Linked DNA regions of Homo sapiens: all the other regions are linked to region 3. The links are chromatin loops, found by intact Hi-C in ENCODE. Cell type or tissue: HCT116. All regions are shown on one strand.

Evidence for each region. Peaks named below come from ENCODE experiments on the same cell type or tissue, not always from the same donor. Only the 100,000 strongest peaks of a DNase experiment are listed, where the experiment ranks them.
Region 1: a loop joins it to region 3, with 4 times the contacts of the local background. A loop is called at or near these places in 1 of 110 quality-filtered maps.
Region 2: a loop joins it to region 3, with 4 times the contacts of the local background. A loop is called at or near these places in 3 of 110 quality-filtered maps.

What each region holds. Positions count from the first base shown.
Region 1 is chr5:135,456,523-135,459,022 of GRCh38, reverse strand. LOC124901073 (a long non-coding RNA gene) reads right to left here. Exons shown (of 2, transcript XR_007058945.1): 2 at 302-719. Among named protein-coding and RNA genes, the nearest start is that of TIFAB, 5.4 kb to the right of the region's middle. RefSeq lists an enhancer at 2,300-2,399. In HCT116, a CTCF peak has its summit at 1,369 (motif pointing left); a DNase peak (open chromatin) is centred at 1,372.
Region 2 is chr5:135,565,209-135,567,708 of GRCh38, reverse strand. No RefSeq gene overlaps it. Among named protein-coding and RNA genes, the nearest start is that of CXCL14, 13 kb to the left of the region's middle. RefSeq lists an enhancer at 2,021-2,500. In HCT116, a CTCF peak has its summit at 1,344 (motif pointing right); a DNase peak (open chromatin) is centred at 1,358.
Region 3 is chr5:136,057,202-136,059,701 of GRCh38, reverse strand. TGFBI (transforming growth factor beta induced) reads right to left here. Exons shown (of 17, transcript NM_000358.3): 13 at 488-612. Among named protein-coding and RNA genes, the nearest start is that of TGFBI, 29 kb to the right of the region's middle. In HCT116, a CTCF peak has its summit at 1,494 (motif pointing right); DNase peaks (open chromatin) are centred at 981, 1,251 and 1,501; H3K27ac peaks cover 496 bases; H3K27me3 peaks cover 530 bases.

The DNA.
Region 1 (2,500 bases), 600 kb after region 3:
TGGGAAACACAAATAAACACACAGGAATTTGGCTTTAGAGGCATGTGGGGCAGAGTCTTGAAGCTGAAATCTGGCAAGCATCAAGCTCCTGCCTCGCTGCTGTTCTGTTCGTGGTCAGCTATTAGTCCCATGGGTTCAGAGCACATGTACACATAAGGATGGTCCAGGAGCCCCAAAACCTAGGGAGCCTGCCACCAAAGCCGCCACTCCCTGGAAGTTCCCAGCATCTCACTTCTCTACCCCAGACCCCAGGTTGCGTGGGGTCTGTCATCCACTCCAAAGTGAGGTTTCTGTCATTCACTGGATTTTAAATTCCAATTTTTATTTAATTGGTATAGGGGAATTAAAAGCAGACAATTCAGTTTTGCAAAACAAATTCACAGAAATTGCTGGAGGAATTTTCCTTTGTTTTGGCAAAATCAAGCCAGGTCGCGCTACCCATGGTGATGGCAGCTTCCTGGGGCGCATTGGAGGCTCACAGCTGTGAAGCTGGGTTGGGCTATTTTTCTTGGCACCAGAATCCCCCTTGATTTTAGGGTTCTTCTGAGGAAGCCTCCAGCTCATGATGACTATTCCAGATTCAGGAGATGGCTTGAAGGTGTTAGAAGCAGTGTGAGATGGTGGACACTCGGCATGGGCAGCACAGGCCCCTCAAGCTCCCACACAGTGGAGTTCAGTGTTCCTGTGGGTATTAGCCAGCATTGTAATGAATCGGCTTTCTGGAAAGAGTTTTAAATGAGGAGTCAATACAAAAGTCCAGAAATGCTGTGGACCCTCTGGGTTTTGTGCACCTACCATATTGGGAACGCAGAACTTTGCTGTGGGCTTTGAGTCTGTGACCCAAACTCATTAGAAACAGTGTTTGGTGGTGATGGTCTGGCCACAGCTTTACGTAGAAGCCCATGGTGGGGGAAAAAGAAACATAATAATCACATAACCCTTGCCCCCAAAATTTGTGACACCAGGAATACTTGGGAAAGCTCAGTGAGCGAGTGGCACAGAATCCAGTTCATGGGCAGGAAATGGCAGAATCCAAGCCTGGCAGGGAGCTCATGGCATAGAAGATTCATCGATCCTCTCATTAACACTTCCCTGAGATTTATACTGTTACAAACAATCCACACTGCTGAGTGGCTGCTTCCCCTGCTTCTGCTCTGACTCCTACTCTTAGCTCCATGCTCATTATGAGTGGGAGGGGCATTGGGTGTGGATTCACCTGGGGTCCATTCAGGGCATTTTGACTCAGAGAAAGGAGGACCCCTCTCCCTCCTCCAGCGCAGCCTCCTGCCATGGCTTCCCCAACCTTTCAAACTATCCTCCCTCTTGGGCCCCAAGAGAGGATCAGTGGGTTTAGGGATGCTGCCACCTGGTGGCCACAGGCTATCGGGACTCAGCGGCCAGCCACGTTAGCTTGCTAGGGCTGGAACCAGGTACTCTCCGCTGAGTGTCACTGGTGGCCAGCGGGCTGGAGCACACATTTTGAGAAGGCCAGGCAGCTGGACTCCAGAGACACCCTACCTTTGAGGCCTGAAAGCTTCATGGTTAAACCCAAGAGTCTCAGAGACTGTGTTCAAATCCTGTCTCCGAAACTTCCCAGAAGGATGACCTTGAGCAAATCAACTACCTGCTCTGAGCCCCAGCTTCCTCATTTGTGAGATGGAGAGCCTTCCTGGACGTCAAGGATACAGGTCCCAGCAATTACTTGGAGACTTCCTTTTACTTTATTATAATATAAAATGGAATTTATAGGAAACTCATGCACATTAGGAATTCAACTCTAAAGCCATGCTTATTTTAAGCAAAAACTGGAGCTGTCTGAAAACTTAGGTTTTGTGTGCGCAGTTGTTAAGTCTCCTCTGACAGCCCGTATCCCCAGGGTGCATTTTTGCTCTACCATCAAGGGTTCTACTAAGAGCAGTTCTCACTTATCAATTCTCACCGCGTGCTTGGCACTTTCCACATATCTCATTGAGTCCTCACAACAACAGCAATTTGTCCCCATTTTACAGAGCAGAAAACTGAGGTGCAGAAAGGCTGCATAACTTGCTTGAGTTGTTGCACGTAGGAGCCAAGCCTCAGACCTGAGTCCGTCTGGCTGCAGAAGCCTCACTGGTCTAATGTTGGAGAAAGCCCTGGAGGTGGGAGTTTCAGGGGTTGCCTGGGGAGGCAATTGTTCTGTCCCTGAGCCCTCCCTGAGCACATGATGGGGGACATTTGCTGACTGATGTAATATGTCCCAGGATCCCAACACCAGATGCCCAACACCCAACCAGAGGCTGTCCTAGCCAAGGGAGCCAGGCTGAGTGAAACCGGCACTTCCCCAGCTCTTACCCTTCGGGCTCTTACTCTCCCTTCGTGAGACTTCCAGCTCCCATCTGCCTCCGGAAAGCCAACAACCAGCACTGTGTATGCATACTCCTACCCACAAACCTGGGGCATTCCTCCTGGCTTCTGAAAGATGCAGACTGGGCAGGACTTCTCCTTGCCAGGGAATTCCCTG
Region 2 (2,500 bases), 490 kb after region 3:
TCTCAGATCTACTCCACTCAGAGCTTCTCCTGGTCATCCTGGACTGACTACATAATTTGCAGGCCTAGGTGCAAAAAAAAAAAAAAAAAAAAAAGATGCAGGCCTCCCGTTCAAAAATTATTAAGAATTTCTAGACGGCAACAGCAGGGCATTAAACCAAGCATGGGGCCCTTTCCAGACATGCTCTGTGCAACTCACATGTCACAAACCCATGGGGCCAACCCTGCCTCCAGTATCAACTCTAATATCCATATAGGTGACTCATTTTGGTCCTGAATTATTACATAATCTGCACTACAGTTTAACAGTTTTATTTGAACCTGAGCATCTAAGAAGAAGCCCTTCTTAGAAACCAGGAGCTGTGTCATATGCTGCTTTGTAAAAACCTCCCAGAATCTATGATAGCACTTACGAGGTATTCAAACACAGTTGAATTAATATTAGGATCATAGGGAGATCCCTGAGAACATGCTTTCTTCACGCATTCCTGAGCTACTGCTATGTGCAAAACTCTGCTGGGCACCATGGGGAACAGAGGTATGACTGGCTGTGCTCCTTTATCCTCAAGGACAGAGTTCAACCATTCATTCACCCAGCTACTGTTGCATGATTAAACATCTGCTCTGTGCTGGATGCTGGAGATGGCCCCTCCAGAAACTCAGTCTACAGGGAGGCAAAGAAGCTGCCTGAAATTGCCTGTTGGTCTGACTGCCAGACGGACTCACGGCAGACTCTGGGGCAGCCCCAAAGAGCGGGTGTCTCACCCAGGGTCAGAGGAGGAGACTGATCAAGACATCTGTCAGTCCTGGGAAGGCTCATGGCAGATTGCAAGTCATTATCAGGCAAGAAAAAAAAAAAAAAGGTGCTGATTCCATCCTGGCTCTCACATGGCCCGTGGCCGCCACGCCCATGTGCGATGAGATGGGCTAGCTGCGGCAGAGCACCAGGGGCAGAGAAGTAGAGAACACTGGGGGATTTAGAGGAGGCCCGGGAGCATCGGCCATGCCCCAGATGCATGTCCACAGAGCCCAGCCCCAGCCTCAGTCCCCACTCCCCTCTCGCCCAGCTCCCTTCTCTCTGCCTGTCCTGCCAGGACACCGTGATGGGGGCCTCCGGAACCTCAAAGGCAAAGAAGCCCACACAACCCTTCCTGCTCAACCTCCACACAAGGAAGACACCGTGCTGCTTTTTAGAGCCCCTGGGGTGTTTTCTTCTCCTCCTGTTTTTGAAAAGTTACATGGATATTCTTGGAGGTCTTCAAGAAAGCACTAAAACCCTAAGCTATTTTCTTGCTTTCAAAGTAACATTTCCCAGCTTCCTCCACGCAGGTCCGCGCTGAGCCTCACCACCAGAGGGCAGCCAAGAGTCCGGGTGTCTCAGCCAAGAGCTTTCCAAGTTCCCCGAGGCTGCATGAGGACAGCGACAAGGACTAGTGTAATTATTACCTACTGTGAGCCAGACCCTGTGTGGAGGGCCTTACATACCCTATCTCATTGAATCCTGGTAACGACCACAACGGGGGTGTTCTATTGAAGCTCCATTTTACAGATGAGGAAAACAAGGCTCAGTGAGGTGAACACATCACTCGTGTTCACACAGCTAGCAGGTGGAAGAGACAGGATTCAAACCCACGTGTGTCGGGCTGCAAGGAGACTGTCTGCTCTCTGAAGTACACAGTGTCTTACAGTTCCTGTCCACCCCAGCCCACAGGATGCTCCACTGTGCTCTCATGCTCCGGCTCAGGGCTGACCCCCTGTTTATCAAATGGAGATTAATCACCCAGTTAACCTGGGCCACACGAACAACCAGCCTCAGCCAGGTTTGTTTTGCTGGTGTCTAGTTCTGTCTCCTACAGGCAGACATCTGCAGAAATCACATGCTCCTCTAGAGCCTCTCCCCCCGATCCAGAAAGGGAGCCCCGGAGCTGTGAAACGGCTGCTCCAGCTCTCATTTGGTAGACACAAATTCCACTTCAGTAGAGGAGCAGCAGGGTTGGTTTTCCCCCAACACCAAATACACTGAAGACGCAAAATGACCATGATGTCGTCAAGTTCAACTCAACGCTTTGGTTAGAAGCAAAATGATCTTCTGTTGGGTAAAAAATCAATTCAAAGCTGGATTTCAAATAATCTGCCCCATTTCACAATGAGGACAGAGTTGATATTCCGGGATGAGTGGTAGGCATGTCTAATTAGATGCAGATGAGACTCTGATCTAATATTCAAAGTTTTTCCCCCAGAGCAACGGGGATGATGAAGCAACAAGCTCTTTCTTTCAACCCATTGTTATTTAAAGGCAGTGCTCACACAAGAATCATTTCTAAATCACAAAGGCTTTTTTCCCCTGAAATAATGGCCTGCAAAGATAGACTGGAGTTAGGTATTCACATCGGTACAGCCAAAAAAAATGTCATAAGCCAAGAAAAGTACGAGACAAAGCATACCCTTCAATTCATTTATAGCTACTAGGGTACCAATCCTGCTGATTCCACATATTTTGA
Region 3 (2,500 bases):
TGCTTTAGGAACACTCTTAGTGCAGTTACAAAGTTATATCATCAATGTGCAGAGCAAGGGAAGGCTCACAGAGCAAGTGTCAGAACTCAAAAAGCCTCTTGGGATGGTCTGGTTCATGGTACAACTCAGTGAAGCCCTGGGTTTGGGGGGTGGGATGGTGTGAGTACAGACTGATCTCTTCAGTCACATAACTAGTTGCCTACAACCTCCTTAAGAGAAGGAAGATCTAATAGCCTCTCTCAGATGCCAAATCAGATGCTCTATTCCCTTGTAAATCTGGAAGTTCTTACTCATGTCTAACTATGATCTCACTTGATTTCCCTGAAGACCCTCTTCTCTTTTCTCTTTTTCTTTGGACGAATTACACTCAGAGATTCGGGCTGCAACTTGAAGGTTGTGTGTGTATAATTCCATCCTGGGGGTGAGATATGTCCTGGAGCCCTGCCCTGGGGAAATTTAGCCAGCCTTTGATTTGCAGGACACTTACCAAGCTGACTTCCAGCTTGTCACCTTGGAGAGACTTTAGCCGCACCAGGGCCCCGATGCCTCCGCTAACCAGGATTTCATCACCAATGTGGTATTTCAGGATGTTGGCAAGTTCCTTGGCATCTCCTGCAGGTTGCGGGAAAAGGAGATAGAGTTAATCCCAAGAATGGTAATTAGCCTGGTCAAGGAGGGCCCAGAGGAGAAGATGTAAGTGGTCACCCCTGAAATGAAGAACTCCCTGCCCAGGGAATAAGCACTTATTAAGCTCCCACTGTATACTCAACGTTGTGACCCACAATCTGTCTAATGGTCAGAGGACACAAAGCACATGTTCATGACCACAAATCTGCCCCAGCAGTCAGTTGGCCTCTGGGTTAAATATGCTGTCTGGGATGCTGGGCTCCCTGGCTGCTGAGAAGGAGTTAATCCATACTCCTCTGTGAGTATGACTCATGTTTCCATGAGATAAATATTTGCTTGGAAAGCCAGGGACCTTTCCAGCACCGGCATCTGGGACGTTTCATCATCAGCATGGCTCCTGACGGTTATAACACAGTAGTGCAATATTTACACATTCTGCCCTCAAATGCACATTCTGTTTGAGATGGCTATTTCCTGAAGGGAGAACTTAAAAGAGTAGACAGCTGTACTGTGGAGGAGCCATGGAGCCGATGAGGTCAGGGCTGAGGGGGATATTCCCTCCGCAGCATCTCTCCTCGTCACGTCTCAGCATTCCTTTCAGCCCACATCAGTGTCTCCAGCAACTGGGGCAGGCATCTGGTTGCCCATAAAGGTGCAGAGGCATTTCCCAAATTAAGTGTGGGAGGTCATTCCGAAAGTTTCCAGCTGCCCTCTCATCTCGGATACTCCCATTACCAGCCAAAGGGCTAAATTTCCCCAGGGCTTATGAACAGCTATTTCCAGCATCTTGAAACTGAGAAGGGAGGAAGTTTTAACTTATTTTGGAGAGTTCACTTGGTTATTGACAAATCCACATGCCTGCCAGAGGATGGAGCCACTGGGTACCAACTGATTTTCAAACATCCACAACCTGGAGCTGACAAGGTTCCCCTTCCACAAAATATTGCCTGGAAGTACAGAGCCACACCAGCCCCTGGGGTGCATGGGATGTCCTTTCAATATCTCTAACACCTGTACCAACCTCTAACACTCTCTGTCCCCCAGGGGTGCCTCAGGCCTGGGGGAGGGTGTGTTTGGGAAGCTTTTCCCATCCCCCTCCTCAACTCCCACATAATTGAAAACAAAAAGAAAGCCAAGCTGGCTCAGGCCACTTGGGGAATATTCCATTCTTGCTGGACAGAGAGAGGATGAAAAGTTTATGTTCAGAATGAACTTCTCCCCTCTCCTTAGGAACATACGTCAGCATCACAGACACAGGCATTCATTTAGCAATAAAGAAAATTAAACAGGACACGAATTCAACTTAGAGCTGCCTGCAACCTGAACTTTCTATTCTGCTCTAGAGCAGGAAGGGAGGTGTAGACAATGTGGGCCCCAAGGTTTGTCAAGGTCCTTCCTCTTCCTCCTCCTTTTCCTTGGTCTCATCTTTCTGTGAGAGTGGAAGCATCTCTCACAGGCATGCATCTGAGCTAAACACTGCAACTCCCATTCCTGCTCCCCCCGCCCCCATCGTCATGGCTATTACTGACCAGGCTGTCTGCCTGGCCCTGTGTGTGGCATCCTATTTAATCCTCCCAACACAGGCTGCAAGATACTCTTACCTTCCTCATTTTTCTTAGCCACCCGTAACCACTAGATCCCCTGCCAAACATCCTCAACTAGATCTCTCAGAGCCATGACTAACTTCTTGGGAAAGCTTTTGTCTGGAGGGATAGTCAGTGCAGGTAACTGGCTTTATTATCACTGTGCTCATAGGTCTCCAGTGGGAAACGTGCCTCAGTGACTGGGCTGGTCGCAGCCACCCTTAATTCTTTTCTACTCCTCTCTGCCCGGTTTCCTGCCCAGGAGGCTGAGCTCTATGAACTGCATCAGT